Regions from separate parts of the Homo sapiens genome. Here region 1 is linked to region 2. A link is an interaction called in ENCODE POLR2A ChIA-PET data of the cell type or tissue named here. Cell type or tissue: PC-3. All regions are shown on one strand. Links, peaks and the distances in the headings refer to the core of each region. The heading gives the core; the rest is flanking DNA. Region 1 has its middle 34 kb from the start of LINC03060. Region 2 overlaps LOC124901750 (a long non-coding RNA gene).

Region 1 (5,382 bases), core at 280-5,279, 220 kb after region 2:
AAAAGAACCTCAAAAACTCACATACAGCCAAAAGTTGATTTCTCTTTTTTGTAATAAGAGTTTCATGGGCTTCATTTAATGTACACTCACATAGTACCTTCTATATCCCAGACACTAGTCATCCTGTCCTCATAAAAAACCTAGGAGTAGGCACTATCATTGTCCTATTTCCAGATGGCAAAGCTGAGGTGTGGCTTGATGAGGCCATATAGCTGTAAGTGGCCAAGGCAAGAGTCAAATGCAGGCAGCCTAGCTGCAGAGTGTGCTTGTAACCAGCACATCATGGCAAGACCTGCATGTCAGCTCACACAGTTACAGGGTTGGTGTCATCAGAAGGTGCTCAGTGTAACCCGACAGCAAAATGCCCGCCATAACCTTCCTTACCCCTCAGCAAAGACTACCCTTCAAAAGCAAATAGGGAAAAGCCAACTGAGATTCAAAGGCCTTGGCTTCACATGGCTACAAACGATAGGGCTCAAGTGAAGAGCTCAACTTGACAAAATAGCAAACTGCTCACAGAGCCATGACACTATATTTAATATTTTATTATGGAAATTATCACATTCCAGAGTGTAGAGAAAATATAATGAACCTCCAACAATTATTAACACATGGCACATCATTTTCATCCACAAGCTTACTCCTCCATTTTGTCTTTGTTTTTTGTTGTTGTTTTGTTTTGGCTCCTTTGAGACAGAGTCTCACTCTGTCACCGAGGCCAGAGTGCAGTGGCACAGTCTCAGCTCACTGCAACCTCTGCCTCTCAGGTTCAAGTGATTCTTATGCTTCAGCCTCCCAAGTAGCTAGGATTACAGGCACGCACCACCATGCTGGGCTAATTTTTGTATTTTTAATAGAGATGGGGGTTTCACCACATTGGCCAGGCTGGTCTCAAACTCCTGACCTCAAGTGATCCTCCCACCTCGGCCTCCCAAAGTGCTCGGATTACAGGCATGAGCCACCGTGCCCAGCCCCATTGTTATTTTTAAGTAACCTCCTGATCCCACATGATTTCCTAATGGGACTTAAAAATATTGTATTACCCACTTAGAAACTATCTAGGCTTGACGTCAGAAGACTTGAATTTGAGTCTTGCCTCTACAATTTTCCAGCTTTCTGTCCTTAAGCAAGTATTTCTCTGAGCCTTAGTTGCAACATCTATAAATTATGGATGGTAATACTTGTTTCACCATATGGTTTTGAGGATTAGATAAGTCAACATGAGTGAGAGTGACATTTAAACTTTAAGGTCCTCATTGAACCTCAGCACAACCCTACTTCTATTTTGCCCGACCACAAGGACTGTCATGGTTCATTTTATGTGCCAGCTTGGCTAGACTATGGTGACCACTTGTTTGGTCAAAGACCAGTCTAGATGTTCCTGTAAAGTTATTTTCTAGATTATATTATTATTTACAATTAGTTTAAGTAAAGCAGATTGCCCTCCATAATATAAGTGGGCTTCATCCAATCAGTTGAAGGTCTTCAGAATGAATACAGATTTCCCAAAGAAGAAAGAATTCTGCCTCCAGGCTGTAACATAGAAATTCTGCCTGGGTTTCCAGCCTGAGGACTCAAGGCTGCAACATCTACTCTTCCCCGCATCTTTCATACCTGCCATTTGCCCTACAGATTTTGGACTTACTAGCCCCCACTATTGTTTGGCTTCAGGTTGAGATAGGTCAGCAGGAGTCAGCAGGTGATTGCAGGGTGGAGGGAGAGAGAGGTTGGGGTATTTCTTCCCATGGCTTTTTCCTGGTAGGTTGGCTCAGGCTTCTTGGCCCATCTACCAAGGTGGTCCTCTCACTCCCCAGGACTCGTAGTGCTTCCTCCCCTCCCCTCCAGGTGATGGGGTCATGATGCTCTCCCTATGTTATTTGCCAGCCCTCTGCACATCCCTTGTGTTTTCCTTACATCACACGGTGCCTACACCTTTGCAAATAGTCTCTTTATTGAACGCTTCTCAATTACCCAGCTCGAGAGTGCCATCTGTTTCCTATTGGGACCCCAAGTGATACAGATGCTAGATAAAACAATTTAACAGAGAATCCCTACTAGGTGGATGAAACAGAGTCACTAAGAATTCCATTTGGAATACTTTAGGTGCTCATCAGTATCAGTTTTCCTGAGTCCCCAAACTGTCATGTTCCCAGTTCTCCAGCTCTCTGGGAAACAGCTAATGCCTCCCCAAAGCCCTCCACCTCCCCTTCCAAGGCATCCCCAGCTGGGTGCTGAAATCACTCAGAGCCCTCAAGTTTACCCTTGACCATGACCCTGAGTTTATAACCGTCTTGGTGGCTGGGGGGTGGGGGGACCCCTTCCCCTTGCCCATAGCATCACTGATTTCCTTCTTTCTGTGCCAACCCCCAGCAGCCCTTCCCAGTCCACAGAGCCTCGTTGTTTCTGGGGACTGGCCAGCCCACCACCTTGGAAGCCAGCTCAGACCCAGTCTTCAGTTCCCAGATCGCGCCTCCCCTGCCCGTACACCCTCACATACACATGGAAAAATACTTTGGTTATTTAGGTTGCTATGATCACTTTTATTTTAAATGTAGTGATTCACAGTTATGGCCCTTTCTGCAGCACTACGCAGTTAATTTCCACCCAGAGCTAATTGTATATCCTTTCATTTTCCCCACTACTTCCCCACGGTGGTTCCCACCAACACTTGCTCCCATAAATGTGTATAACTCCACTCCAGATATTAGCAGTGTGTTTTGAAAAACACATCAAATTTTACCAGGAATCTGATATCATATTCAAAGCTAGTCCCAGCCTTTCCTTCTTCGGCAGCTTACTTTGGAAGCTGCAAAAAAAAATCCCTTCTTGTTTATAAAAAGTTAAAATAAAAAAAAAAAAACTTGACCTTGATTTACTAACACAACAGTGTGTGGAAAGTTTGCTTTAAATAATTAAAAATACTAATAAGCCACAAAGCAGCCCTTCTACTCTGCTATGGCGAGATATGTTCATTTTAACGAGACAGTGATACAGTATAGTGATTTTGATGTTCCCCTGATTTCATTAAAATGGGATTATGTGTGGGTGGGCGTGTGTAGCCATAAGTACAAACTCAAAGACCAAAAAGTAGAAAAGCTGTTTGAAAGTTAATTAAAATGACCTTCAGGATTTGGGGACAGCAAGAGAGTAAACACCATCTCCCAGCTGGCCACCCTCTCCCTGCCACGGGCATGCGGTTTGGAGTCAACCTATTGCTGCTTTTGGAGTTTATAACTCAGCTGGTTAATGATCTGGTCTGTGGACATGAATACTACCAGCCCCAGAGTCATCAGCCAGCTGGAGCCCCTTTGACATCTTCCCCCATCTCCCTGAGGCCATGGCACCTTAAAATAGGGGCCCCTCCCTGAGTAAATCCATTCACCTTATGTGACCAAAGGATTTTCTACTCAGTCATGGTGAGAAGCAGCCTGGGACAAGGCTGAGAGTCGCTGGGGACGAGGACTGCTAGGGACCGCAACTGCTGGGGACCACAGCAGGGACCTGGGCATCCAGGCCAGCCTGACCTCCTCCCACGATGAGTTCTGAAGCCCCACAGCACGCCTGACACCTCCAACAGGCCTGGCCTCCACCTGGACTGACCTCCACTTGGACTGACCTCCACCTGGACTGACTTCTACCTGGTCTAATACCCACCTGGCTTCACTCCTTCCCTGGCTTCACCTCCCACCTAAAAGAAAGGTCCACTCCATCCCCAAAGCTTTTAAGAGAAACGTAACTTCTCTTTTTCCTCATTAGCCATCAGCACCCCCACTTGGGAACCACTTAGAAAGAATAGGTGAAAAATAAAGAAGTTCACCTTGGCTGGGCTCAGTGGCTCATGCCTGTAATCCCAGCACTTTGGGAGGCTGAGGCAGGTGGATCACTTAAGGTCAGGAGTTCAAGACCATCCTGGCCAAAATGGTGAAACCCCGTCTCTACTAAAAATACAAAAAAATTCGCTGGGCATAGTGGCACACGCCTGTAGTTTCAGCCACTTGGGAGGCTGAGGCAGGAGAATCACTTGAACCCAAGAGGCACAGGTTGCAGTGAGTCAAGATCGTGCCATTACACTCCAGCCTGGGCAACAAGAATGAAACTCCATCTCAAAACAAAACAAAACAAAAAAAAGAAATTCTCCTCTCCTGGGCACCTCTCACAGTCTGGCTCCCTAAACCCTCCCGGCTAATCATCCTCCTCTCTGCACTTACCCCACCATTCCCTTCAAACCTACTTAGAGAGAGGGTATCACATGGCCAAAGGAAATAAAGACGTTTGCCATCGACCTCTTTGCCTCCCACATTTTCTCTCTGCAATTGAGCAGCATGGCTGTGTGGTGAGGGGGTCCGTGGGAAGATTCAGGTCTCTCTTGCTAGTCTGTCTTCAGCACGCCTTGGGAAGAGCCTAGGCTTCAGGGGCAAGCAGCCCTGGACACCTTCATTACCCGGCGACCCTGAGACATTATGTAACCTTGCTGGGTCTGTAGCTCCTCATTTATCAAGTAGGGACAACAATAGGTCCTAAGAATGGGATAATTCTGAGGATTAAAAGTAATTGGGGTCTCTGTCTCCAATTCTAATAGCTTGGAGTGGCAGGGAAGGGAGTGGCATGGGATGGCACAGAATGGAATGGAATGGAAGAGAACACTGGGACGGAAGTGGAGTTCCCATTGGAAACTACACAGATTTGGTTACTGGCAGCTGGCCGCGTGCTGAGGTTCTTCCAATCCTGGAGAGGCCCCTCTTTAAAGAGGGAAGGAATGATATTGCACAGGTCAGAGGAAGCGGGAGTTGAGGTCAGTTTTGCTTCCATTCCCAGGAGCTCCTGAATTAAAAATTCTGAGGTAGGTCTTCAATAACACAACAACACAACGTTATCAACCTCAATCACGACAAGGGCACAGATTTGACATTTTCTTTGGAAGCTCATAGTTATGTGCCAATTGTGACTATAGAAGTCACAAGACTGGGCGAGTGGGAAACCCTTGCCTGGAAACGAAGAAGTAGTCAAAGTGGCTTCACTGAAATACTCCCTGACTCCCAGCACCTCTCACAAGTGCAGTGTGCTCCCTAGAGTTTCAGTTCCCCCAGCTGCATGGGGAGCCAATCTCTTCTTTTAAATAGTTGAGAATGTTAAATGAGACATGATCTTGATTCTGGGCTCGGCTGTGAAGGTTTTCCCCACCAAGTCCAGAGGACTTGGATCAGGTCTCCTAGTTGCACTCTTAATCCCACTGCAGCCTATTCTTCTCACAATGGTGAGATGAATCTTTTAAACAATAAATCAGATGGTGTAACTCCTCTCCTATGATCTCCCAGGGGCTCCCTATCTCACTCGGGGTAAAATTTCAAGTCTTTCCGGTGACCTACAAGGTGTTCCATGACT
Region 2 (5,382 bases), core at 288-5,287:
ACTTATCTTCCAGGTACTTTAAGGTTAATTTCACTGATGCCGTCTAGTGCTACAGTTTTGTCTCATGATACTTTTAGAGAAGTGCTTGAGGTTGATATATGCAATGCAAAGACATCTACTGGCCCAGTCACAGGTCATCTAATTTTCCATCTTTTTGCTACTCAATTCAAAATTGAAGACTTTGTAAACTCTCTGTAACCAATTTCCTTGTAAACGCAACTCATTTCTTGCCCTCCCTTTCCCCATGCCTTCTTTCCTGAGAAAACTGGGGCAAGTATTCATAAACATCTGTTGTGGTTGTTCTTTGATTCGTTGCAGATTTATTCTGTGTTCTGTTATGTTCTTTGTCCTGGGAACCTGACCTCTAGGTACTGTGTTACCGAGGTTCCCTTGCCCTCTGGTCAGTGGGAGGAGAAGATGTTGGAATATTTATTTTCAATATATCTCTCCTCACCATTTATTCCCACTCACCATCTGCTTCACCGTGGTTCTATCAATGGCCTCATCACTCAAACTATAGCTACCGTTGGGCAGCCCATCTTGACTCTAACTCTTAGCCAGTCTCCAAAAATTGCGTTTTCTCCCCCTACTGTTCAGGCCTGGGGATCATCAGAACTCCCTGCTATTCCTAGTGTCTGGGCACCTCAACATCCCTTGCTAGTTCCTCTAACCCGAACCACACCTCTAAATATTTCCTTTATGAAAAAGCCTCTACACAACAAAGCTGAGTGTGCTGTCTCTCTTGCTGAGAGGCTGATAGAGCCTCCTGTCTTCAAGTTCTTCACAGTTCATGAGACAGTGTCAGACTTAGGGATCATAGACTCCCCTAAGCCTGAAATTTAAAAAGTACCTGAGCACACAGACTCACATTTCCCTCTGTGCACTCACAGTACTTAGAGGGAAGCATGATGTCAGGAATAAAAACAAACTGAACTAATTAAATAGGAACATTTTTCTGAAACACCCTATGCCGTTTGAGTTAGAAGCCCATAGGAAAATATTATATTTGCATTTTTTCGGTCAAGAATGATATTTTCTGGGGACAGAAACAGAACTTGGGAAGATAATGACCGTTTGTGGAGCTATTGGGATGTGTATCAGCTATTGCCACAAAAATTCTGTGTCACAAACCACCCCAAAACTCGGTATCTTAAAATAGCAATCATTTAATCTCACAGAGCTGCAGGTCAGCTGGGTGGCTCTGCTTCATCTTCTTCATGTGCCTTGGACCAGTGACTAGTCAAGACACACTCTTCTCGTTGCAATGACTAGTCAAGACACACTCTTCTCGTTGCAATGATAGGGGTGCAAGAGGCCAGGCCCAACCACTCAAGCACATTTCAACCCCCTATTTCTGTCACATCTGCCAAGGCAAGCCATGCAGCCAAACCCAAAGTCAAGGATTTGGGGAAGGATATTTCCCTTGTGGAGGTAAAAGGGGGAAGGAGTGAATATTTTTGAAAGTACTCTACCACAGTGGGCCAGCTACAGAAAAGTCATTCTAGAGTGGGCTACAGTTTGTTCAATTAAAGGCAGGAGAATTTTTGTTTCAGAGTTTTTCTTCTCATTCTTCGTAAGTGAACAAGAGTGACTTTACAGTGTACACTACTCAGGTGATGGGTGTACAAAAATCTCAGAAATCATCACTAAATAACTTATCCATGTAATCAAATACCACCTGTTTTCCAAAAACCTGTTGAAATAAAAAATAAATAAATAAAATCAAGCTAAATATCTTGGCATCCAGAAACTTTTTTAAAATGTAGAGATAGTATTGCCCTAGAAATAGAGGCATTTTGGGGTTTTAGATACCAATCAAATGTTATTATGAAGATTTCATTATCTGTTCATGGTTAAACTGGTATTGCCAGACTTTGAGACCCTAATCAAGCTTTGTCTATTTTTATTTTCCTGCAAGGTTCAGATCCCAAAAGAATTACTCTCATTCTGAATCCTGTCTGAGACTCAGTACACACCAATGAGTATGCCTGTTGGTAATTCTACAATCTGGATATCCAAAAAAGTGGCCAAATGGTCCAAAACTAATACTCCCTTATCTGTACAGGAGCTCCCTAATTAGTAACTAATTTGTGCTTTAACTAAGGTTTATTTGAGCCCCTCAATTTGGAAGGGGTTAAAGTTGAAGATTCCAACAGATTTCACCAAGCTTAGTATCCACCAATTCTTTCCTATCTTAAGAAGGGGAGGAAAATATTTTCCTTATATAGGATTGAAGAGGAACAAAAAGCCCTTAGTTATATTGATCATCGGGAGGAAGGGGAAAAAAACTATTTTAAATGGTTTGAAACAAAGGAACAGCAAAGAAAATAGGGAGCAGAACAACAGGAAATGTCCATTATGCTGCTAGCACAGTGTGTGAACCAAAGAGTGTCCATTAATGATGATTGACATCAATAGAAACATTAGCTTGCACCTCCAGTTCTTGAGGGACAGTACAGAAATCCAGAGCAGGGAGAAACAGTATGATTTGCAATCATGACAAACCTCACAGATCAGATAATCCTAGCACTGGAATTTAAGAATAAATTGGTTTGAATAGATGAAGAAGAAGGAAACAGTGCTAGAAGACAGAGAAAGTATATGAGAAAGGTTTTGGAGTTAAGAATGAACAAGAATGTTCAGGGAATAGTGAGACCACCTTAGCCCATATAGGAAAGTGGTCAGAAATTAGATGGGATAGAGATCATGGTGCCAGATTATGAGGGTCTTAATAGGCCAATTAATCTAAATTGTTATGTGGTAGATGTTAGAAGCTGTTGGAATTCCTTGGTGGAGATATTTAGTGCAAACAACTTCAGTTGTCACAACAGGCTAGTCTTCATTGTGATTCTTGGCTAGCTTTTGACTTGGAGATAGTCATGATCACAGTGGACAAGAGGGGATGATTCATGTGTGTTTCGACTCCTTTACAAATTTAGTTTTAGCCTGAATCATAGAAAGACTCTATAGCCTTTTCTCATGCATTTGTTGGCAGCAGCTGCTTGTTCCCATGGGAACATACACCACTTACCTACTCAAACCTTCCTTTTGCCCTCAGCTTTTATTCATTGAAATGTTTCATCTTTTCTACAAAGGATATTTACACATAAGCTTAGAGCATCATCTATTTTTTTCTTCCACAGCTGAGAATTCATTCTGAATATTTGCAGATACATAAAACTCCAGGTGTAACTCCAAGCAAAACATGATGAAAGAGGGAATTTGGATAAACCATGGAATGATGACATCACATTGAGCACCATCTGGTATAAACATTTTTGCTTTCTGCAGTGACCAGATGAAGGAAATATGGTGCCGTGTGCTTCTTCAGTGATTAATTCAGGAAAGCCTTTGCTGAGCTGAAATCCAAAATAGGAAGAACCCACCTTCCACATGTTCAAGAAGCTTGTGATCCCAGGGATGACACTGCCCTTTTCCTCTGAAGGAAAGAAGTTTCCCCTGACCATAATGCCAAAGCTACAAACACTTACATACCTCCATAATTTTGCACTGAACTCTGCTCACATAGTACACAATAATTTCTGCACTACTTTGTTCCTGTTCCAAATTCTAGTGGCTTGAAATCCAAAATAGAGGAAGTTAAATCATAGCAGTTGTACACTTTAGAGAAACTTTGAATTTGGCTACTAGAGATTTTCTAAGGTATTGCTTTTCTTAATTTATATGAAAACTATTGAGCTAGGTTCTAGATTAAGTGCTGGTGATTCAGACATGAGTAAGTCATGATGCCACCTCTGGAGTGTTTCAGGGAAGACAGTTACATAAAAACTAAGCTGTAATAGAATTTAATAAGTCCTTTAATAGAGGTGCAGAGTTCTGTGGGAACGTAGAAGGAAGAATAATTGCTTCTTCAGTTTCAAGGAGGACTTCACAGGGCAGAAGGCATTTGGGCAAGTCTTGAAGGATAAGCCAGGACTCCCCAAGTGGGGTGAGGGCACTTGAGGTGGAGAACAGATGAATAAAAGCAGCAAATGAATAAAAGCATCAAAGTGCAGTGTTGGTTGTTACTTCTTTTTATTCCAGATGAGACAAGCCAGGAATCAGGGCATACAGGGATCTGGGAGGCTGCTCTCTGTAAGCACAGCCTTCTCAGCACACATCTGCTGCAAGCCGAGATTTCAGGACTGCAGAATCAGGCTGACTGAATCATAAGGGTATTATGACTTCCTGGGAAACAAAATATTTGCAAACTCTTTCTTTTTTTCTTTTTTTTTTTCCTGGGACACGGTCTCACTCTGTCACTCAGGCTGGAGTACAGTGGCGTGATCAGAGCTCACTGCAACCATGAACTCCTGGGCACAAGTGATCCTCCCGCCTCAGCCTCCCCAGTAGCTGGGACTACTGCGTGCCACCATGTCCGGCTAATTTTGCAAACACTTCCATGGAAATGGAACAATGGCCTAAAAATAACTACAGATATTTCAGACTATCAGGATATGTGGTTTCTGGAAGAGGAGCCATATTTTTCTAAAGGGAACTTGAAGGAGATTACCCCCAAAGTTTCAGGGACTACAGGTGGTCTTAGTCTCCCTAGCCACATGAATACATCATTGTGTTTTTCCAGACCATTCACTCTTCACACGACTAAAATAGGAGTTCCCACCCTGTATCAGTTTCCTAGGGCTACCTTAACAAAGAACCACAAATTTGTGGCTGAAAACAACAGAAATGTATTCTCTCACAGTTAAGTAGGTCAGAAGTCTGAAATCAAGGTGTCTGCAGGGTTGGTTCCTCCTGGGGGATCTGAGGGAGAATCTGTTCCATGCCTCTCTCCTCGCCTCTGGTTTCCAGCAATCCTTGGCCCTTGTGGACACAGCACTCTAACCTCTGCCTCGTGCTTCATGAAACCTTCATCTGTGCTTCCATGTGTCTCAAAGTTCCCTCTCTTTTGTCTTAAGTATATCAATCAGTGGATTTAGGGCCCACCCTGAATCTAGGATAATCTCATCCCAAGATCCTTAATTATATCTGCAAAGGCCTCCTTTCCAAATAAGCATACATTCACAGGTTCTGGGAATTAGGATTTGAGCATATCTTTTTGGGAGGACACCGTTCAACGCACTATGCACCTTCTTTGTTGCACACATCTTGTGGCTTACTGCTAAGGTTGTCTTTTGAGTATCTACAACTGAGCTGTTTGACCTTGTCCAGAAACTAGATAAACTGGATACTAGGACAGAAAGACGCAGTGCCTTAACTCCCATTATCTAGGGGTAAAATAGAGGTCCTGATTATCCAGCTTCAGGTCTCCAAGAGTTTTCTTACTAGAATCTTTGACCAGAGGCTCATGAAGGGATGTGAACTCTGCTGTAAGACACCTAGAGTAAGACATGTTTACTGGAGAAAGGTGGAGCTACTTCA

Evidence for each region. Peaks named below come from ENCODE experiments on the same cell type or tissue, not always from the same donor. Only the 100,000 strongest peaks of a DNase experiment are listed, where the experiment ranks them.
Region 1: POLR2A ChIA-PET joins it to region 2 with 9 read pairs; 2 of 35 experiments call an interaction of 5 or more read pairs at or near these places.

What each region holds. Positions count from the first base shown.
Region 1 is chr7:134,395,867-134,401,248 of GRCh38, reverse strand. No RefSeq gene overlaps it. Among named protein-coding and RNA genes, the nearest start is that of LINC03060, 34 kb to the left of the region's middle. In PC-3, for the core only: no CTCF peak of the experiment used is centred there; no DNase peak of the experiment used is centred there.
Region 2 is chr7:134,617,710-134,623,091 of GRCh38, reverse strand. It overlaps LOC124901750 (a long non-coding RNA gene), which reads left to right. Exons shown (of 2, transcript XR_007060537.1): 2 at 3,144-4,005. Among named protein-coding and RNA genes, the nearest start is that of BPGM, 26 kb to the left of the region's middle. In PC-3, for the core only: a CTCF peak has its summit at 623 (motif pointing left); DNase peaks (open chromatin) are centred at 2,931 and 3,761; H3K27ac peaks cover 3,465 bases.